3 separate regions of the Homo sapiens genome follow, and regions 2 and 3 are each linked to region 1. A link is a loop called in an ENCODE intact Hi-C map of the cell type or tissue named here. Cell type or tissue: dorsolateral prefrontal cortex. All regions are shown on one strand.

Region 1 (8,000 bases):
CTGCAGCTGCGGCTTGCCCTGGAAAGTGCTCTAAATCAAAGTGTACACCCATCCTGGGCGGGCTGGCATCCTCAAGGCCTCCCATTGACATCTAGAACCCTCTCCCAAAAGCTATTCCGGCCTCAAAAGAAATGCCTGAGAAGTCGGCCTTCCCAGGGGCCCACTTCTGCTTGCCCCCAGCGCCCCTCTTCCAGTCCTGGCTCAGATGGAGTTGGGTTTCCAAACCCATCCCAATGGAATTCTCAGATCGCTGGCCTGATAATCTTTAAAGGCTCCTTCGGAGCTGGGGCTCTGACTTTTATCTTCCCTCCCACCCTTCTTCCCTTTTTGCTGGCTCTCCCCACTCCTTTTTCGTCTCGCCCCACCTCCCCTCCTTAATTTGAAGATCATTGACACGATAGGCTGTAATGAGTCCTTCAGAAACTGTTATGATCTACAGTGACAATCTCTGCACCTAATTCACAGATTATTGACAAGCACCGTGGGCTCAATGGTGTCAAGTTGTACTTGTGGTTTCAACACCCCGCAGCAACCCACGTAGCCGCTGGGCCCTGGATTAGGACCCCCAGTCTGGCAGTGCTTATCTGCCCGTCTGAGTGATGGAGAGATGAGTATCAGTCTATACCTCAACTGCTTCAAGCCCGCCTGGGCTTTCTCCCTGGCGCCTTTGTCTGTGTCAGGGTTGGAGCAACGAAACTGAAAGATCTCCAGAGTTTGAAAACAGAGTGAAAGAGCAAATTTAATAAATGAGAGCTCAGCCTTGAATCTTAGTCTTTATTAATAGAGTCATGTCCCTCACACCCAAATAACTATCAAACTTCAAACCACATGTACTGTTTTTCAGAGTTCGGGTTCTTTCCTGGGTTCATCATGAAAGGTGTGAGGGATGAAGGGGAAAAGGGTCTGAGGAGTTGGCAGGGTCTCAGTGGGCCTAAGCTAAGTGGGCCCATCCGCCTGGATAGTCCTCAGAATCCAGCAAGATTGGTTACTTACAAAGCAGGGCGCCCAGCCAACCCGCGCGGGCTCAGGCCTGGACGCTGGGACAGGAGACCAAAAATGCCCGCCCCGCCCCTAAAGGGCGCTTTGCCGCCGCGGAGAAACGCGGCCCGTTGCCAGCCGCTGCGGTTTTCCCTGCTACTAAGGAATCAAGTCACTCGCTGCCCCCTCCTCAGCCCTCAAAGATGGAGGGGCTGCCTTCCTGCTGGCGGCCTTGGGGAGTGGGATTCGGGCAGGTGCTGGGGCCCCCTGGGACCACAGAAATAACACTGCGTCGGGAGAGCTGGGTGGCATTCCCAGGCCTGGGCCACCCACTTGTTTAGCTCTCTTTCCTCAACTAGGGGTTATGCTTTCTCCATGGGCCCTAGAAAGTTGGGCACTCGCTCCCGGCACGCCCACCCGCCCTCAGCCAGGTGCGGCTTCTCCCTCCTGCCTTCACCCAACAACCTGCTACCCCACAGGCTGGGATCCCTGGGTGCGGAACGGGGTGGAAATCTCCAGGACTCTGCTATTGCACGTTCGACATCACTTCCGAATAGCAGGCATATACTCTCTTTCTGGCGTCGCCTCCAACATTTTGCTGGCTTTGGCCTCCCTACCCCACGGGCTGCGGGAACCACTGAGCAGCCTTCGGACCTCGGCTGTCAGCGCACCGTTTCTTACCTTATCGGTTGGCGCGGGTTCACAAAACTAGCACCGACTATATTATTTCTGTAATGGGGACAAGCCTTTTGGTAGAGCAAAAGGTGGGGGTGCTGTGGCTGGAATCCCGCTTGCCTGTCTTTTCCATAGAATTCGGGGTAGAGATTTTATCAAAAGGCTTGATTCTTCTCTCCTTCCATTGCATCTGAACCTACTTACTAAAAAACCTAAGCCGAGATCTAATTCTGGAACCAGATGGAGAAGTCATCTCTCATCGCACTAAATAGCAATTCCCCTTGAAATGTTATCTCGAATTCGCTAATTTTGGGAGGTGGGAAGAATAAACATAAAGGTATCATAAACCTTGCATAGCCATAGTATTCAATATTTTAAAAAGCCATTCTTTTATGAAAAATTAAGCCGATTTCCGTCAATAAGCAAACTTTAAAAACGCGATCTCTAAACTTCTTAAGGGTAAAGTTAAAATCAATAACCATAACCCTGAAGATGTAAATCTTAAAACATCTTGTTCATTTAGCACAGTAATTATTTCTATTTGATTTTAAACAATTAAGCAAACCCACATTTCCCTATTGTTTTAAATTCAGAGGATGTGCCATTTTTACAGTTTCTCTTTCTGAAATAATTCAAAGGCTACTTTTGCCCTCACTTGCTGACCAAAAAGAAGAAGAAGAAATAATAATAATAAAAAAGGCAAAGCTCTTTATTATGTAGACAGGTAGTTTTTTGGAAGTGTAAAAATACTCCCCCTTCCCTAGGATAATTTGGATTCCTGGTCAACGAAATGCTGAATTTCAAAGAAAACCTTCCCTACCATTGGCACACCTTCCCCGAAATCCTACGGCTAAGATGAAAGAAAAAAGATACCAGGCACCTGTTTCTTAGCCAGTATGTGTTTCTTAGCCAGTATCTGGGAAGGAAAAACTTTGACCAGGATTGGTCTAGGGGATGGGAAACACTCAAAGAAGAGACTGGTCTTTTAATTATACTCTGGAAATAAACACATAAAAGCAAGTTATTTCGTTTACTCGAAGGCTCAGTTACGATACTTGCAGGACCTCTGAGGGCATTCAAGACGCTGCTGACAACGTCAAAACAGCAAGCAGCAGCATCTTCCGTTTAATTTTTTGAAATGTGGACAAAACGGAGGAAGTATACTTTGCTTGATTCTCCACGGCTACAGAAAAATGCTTTGTTTTTCGTCACTTTTCTTTACCTGTTTTACCATCGCAGAACCTTTCAAAAGAGTTACAAAACCAAACCGGGTGGGGGATGGCTGGGATGTGAGGAGGACAGTCTTTATTTTTTATTGAATTAAAATTGTAGTATCGCCTCTTTAGTTTTTTATTGAGTTAATATTATATTATTTTTCAAGGATATAAAAATTTGTTTTCGCATCCCGTTTCTTTTTTGGAGGGCAATAAAAGAGTTTTCTCTAACCCCAGAGCAGGATTCCAGCGATTTCTGGGACTGGCGCTGCGCAGCTCCTACTGTGTCCAACAGGGGGCGCTGGGCACGAACCTGCGCAGCGGCTCAGTGCCGCTTCACATCTGAGTCGGGTTCCAGCCCCGGAAGGCGAGAGCCGCTCGCGGGGTCGAGTACAGAGCTTTAGTCTTCGTGGATAAAAAGAGATTAAAGGCTAAATTCTTTTTTGGGGATATGTGTGTGTGTGTGTGTGTGTGTGTGTGTGTGTGTGTGTGTTGGTGTGTGTGTGTGTATATGTGTGTATGTGTGTGTGCGCGCGCGCGCATGGGGGGGTGGTTATCAATTTTAACCAACTACGAAAATGCAGAGCTTTTTATCCTTTGATGTTCTCATAAAGAAACTCCTATCGGATGAGAAATTACACGGTTTCTGAGCCAACACTGCAGCTATAGTGTGGGGGAAATTATTTAATTAAAAATATATTTTTCCATCTGTTCACATGATCTTTTTAGAAGTACTTAAAAAGCTGACACTGATCCCTTTGGCCTGTTAACCTTGCCCCCAGTTTCAAATACTTTTAACTATATCGAAGGCCTTTCTATTAATTTGAAGGAGAAAAAAAGGAGACCTAAATATTTAAATCACCCCTAAATAGTTACTCCTCTGCACTCCCCCGTCCCACCCTTTCTTTAAACAGGGGCTTTTATGTGAGTGACACATTTCACACTTCCGATTCTGCAAAGCCAGGTATAAATGACAAGGAGCGGCTCTAAATAATAATAATAATAAAATCTAATTTGGGACTACATAACACCCAAGTAGAGTAGAAGATCTAAATAAAATTGTAATCCACCCACCCACCCCCCCCCAACCCAACTTAAAAAAAAAAAACCCTTCACCTGTATTTAAATAGCGTGTCTTTAATTACAGCAGTTGGGGATGCATGAGGCTGAAATGAAATTAGCAGTCATTACCAGTCCTTTAACTCTGTGGTGCTTTTGATCAGCACTAAATTAGCTTTCCAGTCCTAACAAAGACTCTACAGCAAGCAGTGGGCTGTAAATAAGACAGCGCGACCTGCCCTCAACACCTTTTCTCTTGTCAATCATAGCTCTATCATTCAGCCCAAGATTAACCTTTATCTATCAAATTAAAAAAAAAGAAAAGAAAAAAGAAGGAAAGAAAGAAGAAAAAGAAAAAAGAAAAAGAAGGCGGGAAGGAAAGCCCCCTGACCACCACATGTCGCAATAACAGAGGTTCCCAAGAGCCCCCTTAAAAGTGTATTATAATGAGCCCATGTCAGAATCTGCAATTTCCAAATCATCCCTTCCTACTCCACCCCCTACACCTCTCGAGTATGTTAGAAGAGTCAGAATGCTGTTCAGGTAGGAAACGAATCCTACACCCTCTCCCCCGCCCGCAATGGCTAATTGGGCGTGGACCACCCTCCATAAGTCAATTTGCCATTAGCCTGTCCTCTTCTATTAGTCTAACAAGATTTAGGGAGAGGAGGGGATGTTTGAGGAGGAAACACTGGTGAGTTTAAGACATATATATATAAGTTCCTAGGCTGAAAACAATCAATTTACTCCACTAATAGTCTCTAGTTTCTAAGTCTGCGGAGGAAAAAAACCAACAGCAATAACAAAAACCCAGCTGCTTTTCCCAGTACTGCATTACGAAAGTAAAACATTGGTTCAAGTTGCCATTAGAGGGCGCCAAAGAGCAAGCCCCATCACCCCTCGCTCGACTTCCCGCAGAAACCCTCCCACCTTCCAGCTTCGCCATGCTCTGTAATTCCTTCTCTCAGGTAATATTTCCTGCTTATTCTGCCCCCATGCATTTCTATCTTCCTCTATGTCAATCTCTTATAAAAAACGAGGTATCGCCATGTCCCCTTCCTCTTGTTTTGCAACTTCCCCCTACCCGTAACCACCACCAAAATAGTTAAGACGCCGATTGAAGTAGTAGCAACCCCTTAATGATATGTACCTTTTGAATCAAATCACTCTTTCCATTTAGTAACATTGGTCTGGAAGAGGTTCTTTATGGGGGTGAAATGCTAGAGTTTAACATTTTTAAGATGGAAGCCTGAATTTTTCATTAGTGGGTTTCTTTCTGGGGGCTCACAGATCTATTTCTTCAGTTTCATAGTAAAAGAAACACACCCTTGTAAGACAACTGATTAAGTTCAGTACCAAAACCGTCCAAAATAGGATGAAATAATGTCATTTCATTTCTGCATTTGTTAAATCTAAATTAGAATTTAATTCCAAAAGTTAACGCTTTCAGACTTAAATCTACCAGTGTTAAATGACTGCCACACAGGGTGTATTTCCAGATCTCTTAAAGGTCAAAAGAAAAAAAAAAAAAAGAAAGAAAAACAGAATGAGTGGGGAAGAAAGTGAGGTGGGGGGAGGAGTGAGCTAGCAGTGAATGTCAAAGTTGGGTTGCAAGCTACTTACATGTCCATGCCAGATCAGGGTGTTGTCTTGTAGCAGTTTGATTGGCAGGTAAAAAAGCGAAAGAACGTGAGGGCTCCCTGAGCCTCTTGTCAGCCCAAGCTTGATCACTTCTCACCGGACAGAACCAGTTGAAGGAGCTTGCAGTTCCCCTCTCGTCCTTCATCCAAGGCACCGTGAATCCATTTCGGCTTTTCTTCCCCCCAGTCTTTCCATCAGCCTCCTGCCTTCACCCACATCGCCTTACACCAGCCTCCAAGACCTAGCCTAGCTTTGCCACTGCAATCCCCTGCAACAAGAAAAATCGTTTATGGCTTAAAACCCCAAATGGCTGATTTTTTAAAAGAGAGAGAGAGAGAGAGAGGGAGAGGGAGAGAGAGAAGAGAGAGAGGGTGAGGGGGAGAGAGAGGGGGAGCGAGAAGAATGCACCCAGAGAACAACAAAAAAGTCAGTTATCCTAACACTGCTCTATCCCCCCACCGTACAGAAGAAGAATAAAAAAAAAAGCTTTATGTTTTTTCAGTGGGTATTCAAAGATAATTTGATGCCATTGTTTCTGCTACAGATGGTTCTTTTAAATACAATAACACGGCTCTTTGTGCAGGCTACCCACAATAAAAATCGAAAGCGTTCCCCTGAATAACCATTTTGTTCTCTCTTGTATGGGGCCAACAAAAGATGCCGTGAGGTAATGGGTTCTGTTTATTGAAGCCATAGAATAGGGGTTTGATAAAGATTTTTTTAAAGCAGAAGACCTTGCAAGGTCGGGCTGATCTCTTCATATTTTTTTATTACAATATTTGTCCAATAGATTATTCCTTGGTGCAGCTGCAGGTTTCCTCCTCAATTCTTAATCAGCCCAAACATCTGTCTCTTTGAGGAGGCTTTTAAAAATCTACAATTGTATCATTGGTGCAGTAACCTTATCAAACCCTGAGTTTTTAGGCTCAGTACAGGCAAAGGCAATGAAGTTTCAATTCTATTTGGTCCTGGTGGGGTGAGGCAGAGGGTTGGGGGAGAGGAGATAAGCAACCCCAGATAGAGTGACTGAAAAAAAAATGAGGCTTTACTCTCCCCCACTCTCTGGTTGGCCGTGCACAACTGTATGAGCCAGACACACAGATCACTGAGGGCTTCTTTCATCCCAAGGTGTTTCTCCCCATCTCTGCAAGACCCCGCCAGTATGCGCATGCTAGACAGGGGCTAGGCATGTTTTCTTAACATACTTGCCCTTTCCTCCAGTAAGGTCTCCAATCCTGGAAAACCTAGGATGGGAGCCCAGTGGGAGGAGTGGAACAAGCTAAAGGTTAGTCTTTAGCACCCAGAAAGTCCTACTCTTGGCTCTTTTTGATTCATCATTAGCTAGCTTTGACTCACTAATTGCAGCCATGTGAGGGACTGGTGGCCACAGCCTTCCTATTACAGCACCCTATCCCCTCAGGCTTGCTCTTACAGCCACCTGGCTTCCTCCCTCTCAGTTCCACAGAGAGCCTCCGCTTCCTCTCACAAGGGAAGCCCTGCCACCTAGACCCCCCTGAGGTCTGTATCAACTCTGAGAGAGCCTGAACACTTGGCAGTGAGGGCGCTGTGGGGGACAGTGTTAGTTACTGACTAGGTTTGTCTACCTTTCTATAGGAATTAATGCCAGGGCTCTCTGGGCCTCCAATAGCCCAGAGTGACAGTAATCCACTTTCATGACTCCTGCTCTGTGTTGTCACTTGTGGCAAGAAAATAATGTGGAAAAATGGCTTTAATCTTAAAAACATGTTTTCACTGGATTCTCTACCTCTGTCCTCCACCCAGTTCATTTCTCCCTTTCTTCTCATAAACCATTTTAAAGATAAACACACTCAAATGAATCCCTCGACTAACTGATCTCAACTTCCACTTTCCCTTTTGGAAACAATTATGTTATTGGTTTACAATTGGTCTGGAGTCATCTAATAAGGAATTTTTATGGACTATCATTTAAACACCAACTAAAGCCTTTCCTATGAAGCTTGAAAAACAAATACATCAAAACAGAAAATTAAGTAATTTTTCACATGGTTGTTTCTCAAAAATTCATTTTGTATCACAGGATAAAGAGTCCAATCTCAGTTAGAAAAGAATGAAAGTCAAGACAATACTAAAAAGTTATGTACCTCCCAATACTCTCTGGATCAAGAAAAATGTGTCTGTAAAAGTGTGAGTGCATTGGGGGTAGAAGGGAAGTGAAGAGAGTAAATCAAGAGTGACTTTCACCAGAAAAGGCTAAGGTGGGTGAATTTGTTACTTAATGGTATTGTAGGAGAGGGTAGGGGCCTTATACAAAATTAAATCAATACTAGAAACTTCTTCCAACTAAAAGTGGAATGAGGAAGGGTGAATGTAAAATGTTTTAGCCAGTGTTTTCATAAAAAAGTAATCCACTGGAATAACTGAAGATCTCTTCCTGCTTCTTGTGTCATATGT
Region 2 (8,000 bases), 240 kb after region 1:
TACTTGATGCCTTGTGACGCACCCCGAGAAATTTGATATAATAGGTCTGAGGTATACCCTGGGCATAAGGATTTTAAAAAGCATCCCAGCAGAGGTGTGGAACCACAGATCTCAGCACTGTTTGATGCCCAAGGAAATGAAAAACAGTCCCCTATTCTTCCCCAGAGGGTCAGGGGATGTGATAGTAATGACCATCAAAGATGTCCACACCCTAATACGCAAAACTTGTGAATATTACCTTGGGGTTCTGCAGAAGTAATCAGGTTAAAGGTCTTGAGATGGGGAGTTTATCCTGGATTGCCTGGTTGGCCTGAGGTAATGACCGGGGTCCTTATGAGAGCAATGCAGGAGAAGTCAGTGTGAGACAGAGGCTGAGTGACAATAGAAGCTGAGAGATAGAGAAAGACATTCGAAGATGCTATGCTGCCTGCTAGCTTTGGAGATGGGGGAACGGGTCACAAGCAAAAGGATTTATGTGGCCTCTGGAAGATGGAAAGCTCAAGAAAATAGATCTTCCTTAAAGCCCCCAAGAGGGAACACGGCCTTACCATCTCATTTTAGACATCTGACTTCTAGAACTGTAAAATAATGAATTTGTGTTGTTTTAAGCCAGTAAGTTTGTGGCGAGTTACTACAGCAGCAGTGAAAAAAATAATACAGAGGAGGAGGAGGAATTCTGTCCAGGAGCAATTTGAAATGATCTGATAGGGAGCATTGTGCCCACTTCAAAATCCACACACCGGAAAACTCATCAAGAAAAGCCAATATCAAATTGCCATGATCCACATTTTTATTAAATTTGAAATACATTTCTTAATCCTATTTTCTTCATATGCAACCATACTTTTTGTTGTGTAAAATCTTCTTAAATACAAACTAATTGTCAAATATTATTACTGTCAACAAAAATCTCAGGTTAAAGCAAATAAATTAAGATCTGGGCAAACATTTTGGAAAAGCTGCCCACTATGGTGATATTGACTGGCTTTCCAGGTTTGCAGGTCTTGGCTTGACTACGGTAACTTTCAAGTACTTTTCTGGTAGATTCTTGAGTATAAACATTTAGTATTATGAAAATGTCCTTTTGAGGGCTGAATATTATGCATTGTCTATGTTGCCTTACCAGCCACCACCAGCAATTCTGATAAACAAAAGGAGAGCCACTGCATTAAAACACTGGTCACATTTTGATTTTTTAGGCCTTGCCTGGAGTGTCCCCTGACCATCTCTGGTTTAGCTTGTAGAAATTTTCAAACCCAGATTCCAATTCAACCTGAACATCAAAGGCCTAGAAAGTACAGCTTTTACCTTACAGTTCTATGGTGACTCTCTTTCAATTAGCTTAGACTATTAGCCTTGAAATTAATTAGACCTAGGGAGGTGGTCTATTTATAACAGTTGTTCAATAAATCCTAGTTCTCTTTACTGCAGATTATACATAAAATCATTAAAAGATGGGAAGGCTTAGATTAAAAGCCAAATTAAACAATTACAATTTGTGTGTCTATGGACAACTTCTTACCTTCTGTGAGTTTTTAATTCAGAAATATGTGCCAGACAACATAAAAATATGTTCCTACAATTTTTTGGTAGCATGCATATTTTCTAGTATTACAAGTATTAGTGACATTACTATGAGGGATCAATCTGGACCTATTAGCCAGTTCCAACGGAGGCACAGTCTCCATTAATGACTAAACACTATGAGCACACCTCTACCGGAACAATCACCTGCAAAACCTAGAGAAAGCTTTTTCAGCATACTCCTCTAGGAACGGTACATACTGCTTAATCGAATCATCTCCCTATAGATAGTTTTTATTTTAAAATATTTAAATTCTGTCGACTAAATGTAAAATAAATATCATAAAAATCTCCTCCTAATATTCCTAAACTATGCCTTCAAATGAAGTTTTGGGTCTATCAACAAAGATGAGTCAAAGACGTGGTGCCTAGTGTCAGTGTCAGGGACAGCAGCAGGCCATGGGGCTCATGGTGAGGCTGAACTGATGAACCAGACCTTCTGTGAGAACTTTGGCTTATCAAGACCCCAAGGGTGTATATGAAAACAGCAAGTGATATTTATTTATTTTCTCTAAATACATTTTACATGAGTCCCCAAATTCTTAAAAGGATATGATGAAAATCTTACATTGGAAGGTCGCAGCTCCAGTGTCTGATCTGGGCAGATAATTTGGACAAAAACAAGTACATATGTATCCTTCTAAAGGAGATGCACCCTCACCACCCACCATGAAAAGTTGAGCATCTCAAGAGTAATTCAATCTGTTAAGTAACAGTTAGAAAAATACATATTTTGTATGATAACTTGTTTTCTTAAGCAATATGGGAAGTTGGGCTGCTTAGCTACTATTCCCGTGCTTCTGTGACTAGAACCCCTTTATCTCACCAGAAACAAATTTTAGCCTGATAATTTTTTCTTTTTTATTGTTAAGTGCTATGTTTTATTTCCAGGTGAGTTTTACCCCCAAAACATGAAAATTCAGTTATATCAGATTTTTTAGGTCCTCATATGTGGTTTGTATACCAAGCAAAGTCTAAGAGATTATTTTCACCATTAATCTTTGCAACTAATAAAGATGGATATAAACAAACAGTCTTAAAACCAGAGGTGGGCATTTCACTGGTAATGCTTTTCCATAGCTCCTTGATGAAGATGATCAACTAAAGGAAAACTTCTGCATGATCTATTAATAGAGAATGAGGATTAATGAAGGATTATGTCATAATGATTCTGCCTGCAGAGTAGCTTCAGTTCTGGTCCTTTGCTGCCAAAATACAGTTCTCATTTCCAACAAACAAAGTCTATCTGAGAGAAAGCACAGAGCCCCTTTAGAACTGGAAAGTCCTGTGCATAATAATGAATGTCTAACTCTTCTTTTGCCAAAGAGCTTCAGCACTTTCAATGTCATAGGTCAATGCAGTGATTCAGAGGGGGCCTGATCCTTATCTAAGCTTTTGCAACAAAATTAGAATGTGCTGTAGTCTTATTAAAGAAATGTTTGTTCCTCCATCAATGAGCTGAAAAGAAAGCAGCTCAATGTACTTTTGCAAATTACAGCAATAAACTGCTTGAATTAACTGCTTTATTACAAATATTTAATTATTCTGAGGGTTAAATATCCAACATTTTGGAAAGGCAAAAATTAGCAGTCCACTTGATAACCTACTTCATTTAAAATCTGCTACAACGGTGTATTTTTTTTTTTAATTTTTAAACAATTCCAATTTTCAGTTGTCTTTATTGTGAATTCAGCCAGTTTCCATTTGGAATTAAAAAGAAAAATACATATTGCCCTTGATTTTGAAGTAAGATGTCAAGAAAATTAAATTCATAACTCATGAAGAATATAAAAGGCAGAACTTGTTTTTACTTCCTAGTCACAAAAATGAAAAAGGACTCAAAATATCAAGTCAAGGTCAGTCAAACTTTGATTAAAACCTATTTCAAGATTTCGATAAAATAACATTATCATCATTATTAAAATGGTTGCTGTATAAATGTTGCTTAAAGTACACTCCCCTTCAAAATAAAAGGGACCATGAATTAAAACTTTATGATAAAAGAAAAACTCGGCAAATACATATTGAACAAAAAGCAAATGTTATCAAAGGAAAGTTTTTTATTCCAACAAAATAAAACTCAATTCATAATCCAAATCTGCTTTTTTTTTTCATTTATTAAGTGGTACCAAGAGCAGATGAAAGTTATTTTTAAAAATGGATAACTTTTTCTGGGTTATATTCTTAAAAAATAAGAAAGTAGAGAGCATTTTGCCATAGAGCAAAGAAAAATATTACAATAACAGAAAATGGATCAACCAGGATATGCTTCAACAGAGGGACATATCAAAGCATTATTATAGTCTCTCTCCACTTACTGTTTGGATTCACTAATCTACATCACTAAATTGACCATTCAGTGCCAGAAAATCTGCCATGTAGGTCTCGACTTTTCATAGCAGCTCTTAAATGTGTATTCGGAAACTACAAAGTGCTGAATATATTTTCAGCCTTTTTGTACTACGATTTACAACTAATGACCTTAAGCAATGTCATGCATGTAAAACAAAATTATGAGACCACCCTGGTTTAGAGCCGAATAAAAGTATAGAATCAAACTTCATTATCATTCAAATTTAATAGGGGAGAAGAACAACAATAAAAAAAATCCATAGTAATATAGATAAATCTGTTTTGCAGTTTTACTTTGTAAAAATGTCCTCCTTTGCTTGTATTTTGCTATTACCAGCTCAGGGTAAGTAGACAATTATTTAAGCTTAATACCAAAAGTAATAATGCACTGTACACATTCAAAATCCTTGTTTCGCATCAGCCAGTGCCTATGGGGATAAAACATCTATCAGTTGTTCCTTAGCGTAATAGCGAGTTTGAAAATTTGACCGCCCAGGCCGACATTAGTGAAATCATAGTTTTAGCTTGATTCAGAACCCAACACAGGAAATCTTGATACTGGGATGACTCCATTGGCAGCGTGCCTCCTGATGCCCACAAGAACTGCGGGCTACTTTCTGTCCCACTACTTCCCATGAAAGAAGTCCTTTTACTTCCCTGCTGTAGTTGGCACACTGCCCTTTTCACGGACCCAACGAACCGTCATCTTGGATGTAACAAATTAGTACATTCTCAGAATAATAATAAGTGCAGGCATGAAAACACTATTGTTTTTATTTGGAAATGAAGTAACTCATTTTAGCTGGGTGACTTTTTCAGTGTAGCACCATAGGCCAAAAAAGAAAAAATCTTTTCTGAAAAGAATGGTCAATTTCAGGAGAGACATGACACATCATTTGCTGTAAAAATCAGATAAAGGGAAAAGAATAGAAAAAAAAATGGCATTTGTTGTAGAGTAGTTAAAAGAAAATAGGAGGTTCAAGGGAAGTACAAATGTAAAACAAATAATGTATCCATTTCAAAGTACAATTAGAGAAATAAGATTGGAAATAAGTACTATATGGAGTTGATTTTTGATATCAGATTAAAAATCTATTAACTGATTTTTCTGCTTGTAACTGCAAAAAATATAACTAAAATTTTTTAAAAAAGATCTTCAGGTATATTAGAAAAATAGTTAAGTGTAGAGAATGTTAAAACACTAGAGAATAACACAAACATGTTTTTATATGTTAATGATCACGTCAAAATTTACTTTCAGTTTTCAAAAAGATTTCTTTCACCACTACATGTGTGTAAGCATATGCCCGTGCATTTCCAGCCTTAGGATTATTTTTTTTACTAACTATGTTAATAGGAAAAGAAAAAAGTTAATATTAGCAAATTTGCATATAAGTCAAATTTACTTCAAAGCAGAGCCATAAAATTTATATAAAATACTTTTTCTTATTATTCTGGAAGGGCCATCATCACCTTTCAATGCCAAGAACTCTGAAAACTATAGAAACTATTGTAATGATAGTCTTTATGACAGCTTCAACTGAGATTTGAATAGCAAGCACACTTTTAAGTAGACAATAAGATGAAATTAGAACTGCCAAGAAGTATGAAATAGTAACCAAATAAATATATTTTTTCAATATTCCAGACATTGTCCAATGTAGATGTCAGCTCAAAATTATAGTCTAAAAATCAAAACAATCATTCATATACTTTCTCTTTGCTCTAGACCTGATCCTTTAAAACAAATTATGATATTTTATGTAAAAATGTACCACAAATTTACTAAACTTTCTGGTTCAAATGAGTTCAAGAATATCTCATTATAAATGGAGACAGTCCTGAAAAGGCAGCCAAGCATGACTAAAAAGATCACTCTTTTACACAAAAAATAGCCTTCTTATTTTACCCTTTGTTGAAAAGACATTTGGCCAGCCACAGGGGAAATACATAATCTACTTTTATATTCAAATAATTTATTTGAAAACTCTATGGCTACAATGACCCTAAAACAATTCTGGATTGAATATACATATGACATGGGTTTATGTGATCTTAATCATTGACTTGTTTTCATGTGTTGGCAATGATTTTGGCAATTCTTTTTTAAAAAAGAAAAACACATTCATATCCTTTATAAAAATTACCATTAAGTAAAATTATATCTGAAATGAAATAAGATGGTATTAATGTGGTATAGTTCTGTAAATAATTTTATGCATACAGTCAAGTTTGAATATTGCAGTTCTTTTCACACAACCATCTATCAATTTAATCTAATATACATTCCAACACACAATCTCTCTGGTAACAACATGTCAAAAATTATGCCATCATAATTTGCCTTTTTGTAAAGACAAGAAGCAAAACTTGAACATTTCAAGATTTTAAAAACCTGCCTCCACATAGATTTGCTCCTTTCAATTCTGTGAATTTTTATTTCAGTGTTTTGACAATAAGGTTGATTTTATGAACTCTAAGCTATGGTGAACTTCACTATGAGATATCTTCCCCACCCCCACCCCAAGAGCCAAAAACGCCAGCAGTAAATGATGTTTGTCCATTTACTTTAAGTAAGACACTGTTTCTTTCATTCAGTTGCTCAATATCCAAGATTATATAACAGCAGAGAATAGCATACACTGAGGAGGAAAAGCTTAAAGCAATTAGTTTTCTCCTAAGTACTTTAGCCCTCCTTATTTAGGTTTTTAAAAAACAGGCAATCATATAATGAATTTCAAGCAGCCATACAAAGCACTTTAAAAACTGTTTCTACAGTCTTAATTTCCTTTCATCATTGTACACATAAAAAAGAGGAAGCAGCTATCACATTCATGTCCTAAAATTGATCACTCAGATACTTGGGAAAGTTTTCTATGCTGTCCACCCATGCTTTTTTTTTTTTTCCTGATTTGTCAAGGTACAAATGAAATATTTCCAGCTCTGATAAAGAAGACCAAAATGTAAAATGTCGACTTGTCTTGCACATTCTGGGTGCCTCCCTAGACTCTGCCACTCTCCCAGCAGAGCGGAATGAATATCTGGGCTAACCACACATTTCAGGACAAAGGAACTAATTCATGGGGGAGGGGAGACCACACACCATTTATAAGGTTTGTTCAGTTTACAAGAAAACTATTGTCAATGCTTTGTTGATTCATTATGAAAGACCCTGCGTGACAAAAAAACAAGTGACCACCTCCTTGCTGAGTTTCACCAGCATACTCCCTGCATTCAAGAGCAGCCCAGGATCTCCTGCGCTAATTGTTATTTAAAGAAACTGCAACTGTAGGTACATGAGATAGCTCTGATCACAGATAGAGCCATCAGGTTGAAGATTTGATGAAACTGGCTCTGGTACCCAAAAGATCGCACACAATAGCACAGTGCTTGCTATTGCTGTCAAAACTCTGATGTGAAGAACCAAATTCCACTAGAGGGAGTGAAAAGAGCCCGGAAGGATCATAGAGATGCTGACTCTATGCAGGGTCCCACCACTAGGACATTTTAGTCACTACGAAATCTTCTTGTCTCCCCACCTACAAAATGGGACTAAAATATAAAATATTTTTTAAAGGAAAATCACCTTAAAATCCTTTGTTGGAAAATGCTATACAGTGCACAAGTATTATCTTCATCATCCATTGAACCTTTGTACTTTTTTCTCTGTCCTGAGGGAAATAATAAATTGACATATTTTCTATCATCAGAGACCCTTTTAAGACCACAATGTGATTGCGCTCCAGTATAGCTCACACTTATCCCCATTAAAAACACACAAAGGGGTGAAAGCAGGGAAAGAAATAGGTAGGCATAAAGGGCAGCTCAGATATACTGTTGTACAACATGGGCGCTCTCTCCTAACCTGCCCCAGCCTCTAAGATGGGGAATGAACCACCGCACAAAGAAGTCTGCAAACGGGCCCTGCATAAGTTCCAGTTGAAACTGGCTGCTCTGTGGGTAAAAGCACACAGGTTGCTCTCCCGAGTGGCCATTTGATTGCAGATCAGCTACGTGTTCTTCTACTGCTCCAACAACCCTGAATGGCGCCCTGTATCTTTTTA
Region 3 (8,000 bases), 420 kb after region 1:
ATGAATTGATCCGCCCTTAGAATAGTTTCTCAAGAGAAAGTACCACACAGGCTTAATCCTAGGACCTTGGTTTTTCTTTCTGTTTATAATCTCTATTAAGTGGCACATCCATTTCACAGCTCAACTGCCACTCTAGCAGCTCATGACTTGCCATCTCTAGCCATCTCCAGCACAAATTTCACTTCACTCCAATTACATATTCCCAAGAGTTTAGAGTTGATTTCTACTTGACTGTTGGTTCTCACATGCCATTCACCATGGCCATACTTCACATCCTTTTTCTCCAAATCAGCTTTTTCTCCATTTTCCTTTTCTTTTTCATTGTATCCACCATTCCTCCATAGCAACTAACTCTAAAACCGCAAAATCATTTTTGATTCATCTCATCCTTGATACTTTATCAAACTAAAATTCCAATTGATTTTCATCTCAACTTCCTTTTGTCCTTATTTTCACAGTCTTTGAGTCTGGATCATTGGGACAGTTTTCTCATTGGTTTTCCTGACTCTAATCCAAACTGCAAAAGAGCTGCCAAACTAATCTTCTTTAATATATTACTTTCATCATGCTGATTCCCTGCTCAATAATCTTAGATAGTTCCCTTAGATATTCCAGATGCAACCCAAATGGACTGAAAGCCCACAAGAAAATTTCACAGATGCTCTCTTTCCTGAGTGGTATGTATTATTATCCCAGTTTTACCAATAATGACAGTCAAGGCTCCAAAATTTAACTTGCTGAAGCCTAGTAATTGGCAGTACCAGGATTATAGCCCAGTCCTTTCAGTCCTGGTCCAGTGCCTTGCCTTAATAGAAATTTGCAGCTCCTGTGTTTGGATTTCAAAACTCTCCATAATCTCTCTTGGTCTTGTTTAACCAATTTTATTTTTTTCTAACTCCCCATCCAGCCTTGGCTCCTCATTCCCTCTCAATTTGCCTACCTTATTTCTGCTTTTCCATGGCTTCCCTTGGACATATTCCCACCTTCTCAAACCTCTGACACATGCCTTAAGCCCCATCCAGGGGCTCTGATGATGGCTCTGGCAATCATCACCTGGCCTTCTTCAGTTGAATTCCAACAGCATTTATGCTCCAGCACAGTGGCTCACAGCCTGAGGACCAGCATCCATGAGATGGGGTCAAGCAAGGGAAGAAATCATGGGTCTATAAATCCCTACGTGCACCAAAGCATATACCAAGTTGTATGCCCCTTGCATGTATTTGTTACTATTTTCCAAAAGTTAATAGACACTTGTGGCAAAATACATTAATCTAAAATAATTTGTGCTTGTCTTTTGCCATTATGTATTCTCCTATTTACAAGTACTAAACACTTATCAGCTATCACATAGAGTTTGTAAAATATCTGACACTAAAAAAAGAGTCCTTGATCTCAATAAGCTTGGAAACCAATGGTCTAAATATTTAAGTATGTACAATTTGGTTGATTTGCAATTGCATATGTTCTTTAATCTTATAAGCTCCCATGAGGGTTTTAAAGAGTTTCTTCTAAGATACAGAAGAACTGGAGCATACTTCTGAATCCTACAGCACCTCATACAGCACTGAATACATGGTAGGTGCGCAACAAGTTACAAGCTTGTTACAAGCTTCCTTCAGCTAATGAAGTGTGATGGTATAGTTTAGAGAAATGTAGGCCTATTTGCTAAATGACAGGCTAAGTAAAAGGATGATTTTACAGCTTATTAAGTTGCCTAAGACACTGGAGCTTTCCACACTTTGTTCCGATCATGGCCACCTTGCATGGACTTTGGTGAAACCTCTCATTGCCACTCTTTATTGAAAAATATGAGAATATTTGTAGATAGGTTTGGGGCTCAGGGCTATGGTTTTATTAACACTAGCTGATCTGTAGATACTAAAATATCCAACTCCTGCTTATAAGGCAGAAATCAGAGGTAAGCCTTGAAGAAAATTATTTGAATTCCCTATTCATACACAGTACCAAAATCAAGGGTTGATAAAATTCCTTCAATCATTGCTCAATTTTGAAATTTCATTAGATTATAGTATCAAATGAAGGCCTGGATTACATCAGATATCTGCACAGTTACTCTAAGTTATAAAATATCTATCCTCGGGTAGAGGATTGAAGGAGAATTATAGGTCTGACACAGGCAGGAAAGTTTTTATTGAAGAATAATGATTCATTATACAGCATCATTGGTGATAAAATTGTCCAAAAAGTCGATTTCCCAAGTAATTGAAATTTACTCATTTACAGTTTCCAAATTTTCATATTAAAAATTATGCTTCTAAAATGTATTACAGGCTTTCTGACTTATATTAAGCAAATAACATTACAAATAATTCTTCCTTGAGCTCATTATATTAAATATCAATCATTATTTTAGACAACTCAAGTATGTAACAGGGCCTTTTGCTCCTACATTAAATGGCCTCAGACTACTATACACTTTGAGTTTTGTAGGATTAAAAAAAAATTATCCAGAAACAATTTTAGACTTACTTAAAGGTTGCAAAAAAGTATAGTCTCCATATATATCCTTCACTCAACTTCCCCTAATGCTATTATCTTATTTAACCACAATATAATCTTTAAAACCAAGAAATTAACATTGGCAAAATACTACTAACTAGATTGAAAACTTTACTCAGATTTCACCAGTTACTAATGCCAAATCTGTGTTCCAGGATCCAACCCGGAGCCCCATATTGAGTTAAATTTTTTGTCTCCTTAGCATCCTCTAATCTGTGACAGATCCTTGGTCTGTCCTTGTCTGTCATGATCCTGTCACTCTTGATGAGTCCTAGTCAGTTTATTACATGGACTGTTCTTCAATTTGTGACTTTTCTAATGATTATACCGAGGTCATACATTTTTGGTAAGAAATGCTACAACACAAGGAAGGTCATGCCCTTTCTTTGGTAATCATATCAGAGGGTTCATGATGCGATATGTCTTATTCCTGATGATGTTAACCTTGATCACTTGGTTAAGGTGGTGTTGGATGAGATATTCCAAGTAACTATTTTCCCTTTGTAATTAGCAAATGTTTATTTGAATTATTAACACAGTTCTTCCAACTCTGTTTTCAGAACGAGGCATCAGATGTCACTCCTTATGCCTACCACTAGTAACTTGCCTTTCTAATTTAGGCTTCAATATCAGGGAAAACAATGATTTGTTAGAATTCTTTTTAAAATTAAAAAAGTGCATTCTAGGCAAGGGTTTATTGTGTACTTTTAAAGATATGTCTTTTTGCTGCTGGACATCCTTTATAGTTAAATTCATGTTCCCAGTTTTGAGACTTTCTATCTAGAATCTAAATTGTTAATAATGTCTGATAAGTGGACCTTCCTAAGCCAAGTATTATCTTAATGGTACTTATATATCAAGTGAAGATACCTGAAAACTCAGAAATGGGATCATCACAATTTGACTTATTAAATATATGTTTCCAGCTCAACAAGCTAGGGTACCCTCCTGTCTATAATCCTTTCCCAGAGGATGGAACAAAAAATTGAAATAGCAGAAGTTTGACATCCATTAATTTTATTCACCCTTAATATATCAAATGTAGACAGGAGAATCTGATGTGGCACCTATGAACCAAAAAGCTGTCTCATGATGACATGAATGTTAACCATCCTTTCCACATCTCTAAATTTCAGGTTCCCAGCTCTGAATCACCCAGGCTGCAGAAGCAACACAAGATCTAATCTTCATATTCCATTTGCCCAATACTGTCTATATCTTGGAAAAATCTTACTAAAAAGGTCTGTCTTCACGATGTCATCAAACCCATTCCTCTGCTTCTACATAGGCTTTCATGGAAACCATTTCAGAAAGGAAGCTGTGTGCCTTAATCTCTAATTTTTCAGAGAACACTTCTTTCTTATTATGTGTCTTTTACATTTCCTTTTCATTTCAAAGATCTATGTAAATGAAACATGTTTCTTCCTACAGTGAGATACATTTTAAAGTACAGTATATGTTTAGCATATATTTAAGATATTTTATAGGTTTCTACCGTTTTAATTTGATGAGGGTGAGCTCTAGCCCATTCTTCCTTTTTATATAACCTGATAAAAACCCCAACATTTCTCAAGTACAATGTCCAAATAAAATGTGATTTATGGTTCCCTATCTCCCTTGTGCATGTTTCCTAAAAATGATTGAGTCACTGTTGTTCTGTTGTTTAATCTGATAATTATACAAGCACAAATCTTATATTGGAGCAGAAAATGTTAACACACATTGAAAAACCAAAAAGCATGGAACTATAATCTGTATGATAAAATGTATTACTCTGTTTAAAAGGATTGTTTTACAGATGCAATTAACAATCAGCGATCATACAGTTTAGACCGGTGTTTTGATGCCATCTGTTGGAATAAGTCCTCTCTCTCTCTCTCTGGAATAAAGCTGTAATTTTCAGTTTACAGTTTCATTAAGGAACACACAGTACAACAGTCACCAACAGAAGAAAAATCCTAAACACTTTCAATTTTATAGCCTTCCAGAAACAAGAATGTTGCTGAAATTTTCTAAAAGAGAGAGAATTTAGAAAATTAGCAGCATGACCACAGATTGCTATTTTATTTCACAGCCTTTAAATATCACCAGCAGTTCAAATGCCAATGATGGTTTTAAAATTTTAGTTTCCATGTTTGAAATACGATATTCATTCTTTATTTATAATCTTTATTAACTTTAAGAAATGCTTTCCCTGTGCCTAAACAAATTATGTCATAATGCCAGTGGGAAAAGTTAACAAATAACCTGTCTATTGGAACACATTCCTGTTTGTTATTAGCTTATTAAATGCCAGATCACACCTTTGGGGGCTTTAAATACACTAGGGGGTGCTAGTTCTCTACATGTACACATTTACAAAGTGAAACGTTTTCTACAATTAATTTTTGGGAATTATAAAAGTTGATCTAAAATTCTAAAACAGTACGTTGGCTGCATATTACGTGTGAAGAAGACAAACAAAAAGAACTCATTAAAATTGCACTAAGAACTAAACAGCAAGAGTCCAAGTGGAAATACAATTATACATTGCAAGAGGTAAGATCGATACAGTTTTGTTTCATGGTTCAGACATCAGTTGCTAGTATCAAACAAAACCTGAAAGAAAGCCACAGCTTTTCAAAAAGTAAAGTATCAGACTTGAAATTCTTAGTGCTCTTTATTATGTCTATGGTGTTCCAAAAGAAATACAAAGCAAAACTACCAGGGAGAAGAGGTTTCTTTACTAAATTTAGACAACTTATTTGAGATTCTCTTCCTTTGATATGTTATTCAAACAGTCTCAAATGACAAGAAGTCACCATTAAGATCTGAACTTATGCTCTACAGTAGGCTGGCAAGTTGCCTCAAGTAACTAATGGCTCTCTCTGTTAGGTCTTGGAATATTTGCATGATGAAAGTACACACACATGCACACACACACACACATCAGTGTAAAGAAAGAAACAGTTTTACTTTTTGTAATTTTAAAAACAGAATCAAGTCCAACAGGGTCATTATCACAGATTCCATTCTATAGGTAGTATGTGGGTGGGGGAAAAGGGTCTATTTTTTCCTTATTCTCTTTGGGCTTAATTTTCCTTCTTTGAAAAGACTAACCAATAGCACTCCAGATATACTCAAATTCAGGCAAAGCATACTAACCTACAACTTTCCACCTTCAGAGATAGGTTGAATTTCAATAGCTTTTCTTCTACATAGAGGCTCTGGCATTTCTTTGTCAATTGTCAGGATCTACTTCAACCTCATTTTGTTTCCCTCTCTTCCCGTTCTACCAAGCAGCATGCATCTATCTGGTCTCTTTGGTCAACTACAAGTAGCCCAAAAATTGTTCCCAGGTTGTCATATTTCCTGCCCCACCAAATGCCCTAGCAGTACTTGATAGGTTTTACAGACTTGCTATACATTGCTCATAGCAGGAAATATCACACCTAGCAGGAGTTTGTCCAAAACACTTTGACATTATGGTAAAGAACATTTAAAACGATTTAGGCGAAGTTGTATCTTTGGATCACCACCTAGCATATCAACCCACAGCTATACCAGAAACAGAGTCAGGTACTTTTCATAAACAAACACAAATAGTCTAACACTCCAGTGGTGTGCCAACAATGCACACATACAGGGTATAGTACCTTGATTGTTTGAACAATTAGCCAGACCCATATAGCAGTACTGAAGGGTTTTATGCAATGATCATGCATCATCCTAATCCGTGAGTATCCTCTATTATTTTATGATTTTATATCTCCAAACTACCTAGTAATGGCATTTGCACTGCAAATATGTAAATGTTTTAAATTTGCATTCAAAATGGCAATTTCATGGGTTTATTTTTAGTCACTTCAGAGACTCATCAGATTCATCAAGTTTTCATCCTTTCCTTGAGAACAGGGGACAAATCTAGCATTGGTTACACCTTGGTAAACTAGATGAAGGCAAGAAAATGGTTTTCAAAATAGTAATCATTAGAATTGTCAATTTCTATTGACAAACAGTATAAACTGTGCCATTCTATATTTGGAATCTGGGAATCATAGGGTTAGAAGGGGCTTAAAAGTCATTTTTATTAAACACCTTGCTCCCATGTATGAAGCTCCCCTGCTTATCACAGACAAATGGCTTTCCATTTTCAACTTAGACCCCACCATCGAAAATCACTCTCTTACTGGCATAATTGTTAGAAAGCTCTGCCTGTCTTCTCGCCATCGCTCTGTTTTTTTTTTTTTTCTTAATACCTTAAGTTCTGGGACATATGTGCAGAACAGGTTTGTTACATAGGTATACATGTGACATGGTGGTTTGCTGCACTCATCAACCTGTCTTCTACATTAGCTATTTCTCCTAATGCTATCCCTCCCTTAGCCCCCCACCCCCCGACAGGCCCCAGTGTGTGATGCTCCCCTCCCTGTGTTCACGTGTTCTCATTGTTCAACTCCCACTTATGAGTTCTCACCATCTCTTTTTATAGGTCAGGCCATACTCTATGTCAGAGCAGTTTTTGAGTCTGGACTTCCTGGGTTCAATCGCCAATTCTGTCATTTATTAACTTTGTAACTTTGGGTAAGTTACTTAATTTGTCTTCAACATAAATGTAAGAATTTGGCCACTTTTCATTACTTTCACAACGGCCACCTTTGTCCCCACCACTATTATTTCAAAAGTCTCCTAATCAGTCTTCCTGCCACACAAATCTATTATCAGTGTGGTTGGGTGATCCATTTAAAACACGGTCGAACCAAGTGTCTCTTCTGATCAAATGCATGCAGTGGCTTCACATTGAATTCTGAGTGAAGTTCAGTTCCTTATGACAGTCTTCAAGCATTAGCCACAAGATCTTCCTGCTCCTGAACACAGAGGCAACTCCTACACAGAGGTCTTTGCTCTAGCAGTTCCCACAGCCTGGAACCCTCATCCCCTAGATATCTGCCTGCTCATGCATCTTCTCCTTCAAGACTGCTTAAATCCCGCCTTCTCACTGCAAGCAGTTCTGGCTTCTCTATTTAATAAATGCAAACTGATCCCCACCTACCCCAGCACTACTGAGATTTCCTTTGCCCTGTCTACTTTTTAAAATACCATTTCTCACTTTCCAATATATGATGTAATTTATTAATTACTCATTTTTTGTATCAATGATTGTCTTTTTCTTTACACTAAAATATAGTTCATAAGGGAAGGAGGTTTTATCTATTTTGCCCATGGCACCTTGCACACAGGAGGCATTTAATAAATGTTTATTAAGTGAATGAATTTTAGGATAATAAATAAGTTAATATAAATACAGCACTTAAAACAGTAGCTAGAACATAATAAATTTTCATATAATTATTTTTATTACTCTGCTGTAATTGCTATTACTGTTGTCATTACTTTTGGGGACATTCTTCTTACAATTATCCAAAGCATCCATGCTTACTTCCTAAGCTATAGTTACTAAAGGTCTTTGATTTATAGGATCAGGTCACTGCCTAATTCAT

The links. Peaks named below come from ENCODE experiments on the same cell type or tissue, not always from the same donor. Only the 100,000 strongest peaks of a DNase experiment are listed, where the experiment ranks them.
Region 2: it touches region 1 in a loop (30-fold over the local background); 6 of 110 quality-filtered maps call a loop at or near these places.
Region 3: it touches region 1 in a loop (5-fold over the local background); 6 of 110 quality-filtered maps call a loop at or near these places.

The regions. Positions count from the first base shown.
Region 1 is chr3:181,697,433-181,705,432 of GRCh38, reverse strand. SOX2-OT (SOX2 overlapping transcript) reads right to left here. Exons shown (of 7, transcript NR_075092.1): 6 at 5,550-5,835. Among named protein-coding and RNA genes, the nearest start is that of SOX2, 10 kb to the left of the region's middle. RefSeq lists an enhancer at 143-644. In dorsolateral prefrontal cortex, CTCF peaks have their summits at 2,918, 3,122 (motif pointing right), 4,581 and 4,789 (motif pointing right); DNase peaks (open chromatin) are centred at 1,052, 3,192, 4,822, 5,766 and 3 weaker places; H3K4me3 peaks cover 8,000 bases; H3K27ac peaks cover 8,000 bases; H3K27me3 peaks cover 7,081 bases.
Region 2 is chr3:181,453,941-181,461,940 of GRCh38, reverse strand. All of the region lies in intron 3 of SOX2-OT (SOX2 overlapping transcript), which reads right to left. Among named protein-coding and RNA genes, the nearest start is that of SOX2, 250 kb to the left of the region's middle. RefSeq lists an enhancer at 6,941-7,442. In dorsolateral prefrontal cortex, CTCF peaks have their summits at 2,792 and 7,411; DNase peaks (open chromatin) are centred at 4,560 and 6,980; H3K4me3 peaks cover 5,028 bases; H3K27ac peaks cover 8,000 bases.
Region 3 is chr3:181,275,734-181,283,733 of GRCh38, reverse strand. All of the region lies in intron 3 of SOX2-OT (SOX2 overlapping transcript), which reads right to left. Among named protein-coding and RNA genes, the nearest start is that of SOX2-OT, 220 kb to the right of the region's middle. In dorsolateral prefrontal cortex, CTCF peaks have their summits at 4,399, 4,600 and 4,801 (motif pointing right); no DNase peak of the experiment used is centred here; H3K4me3 peaks cover 1,266 bases.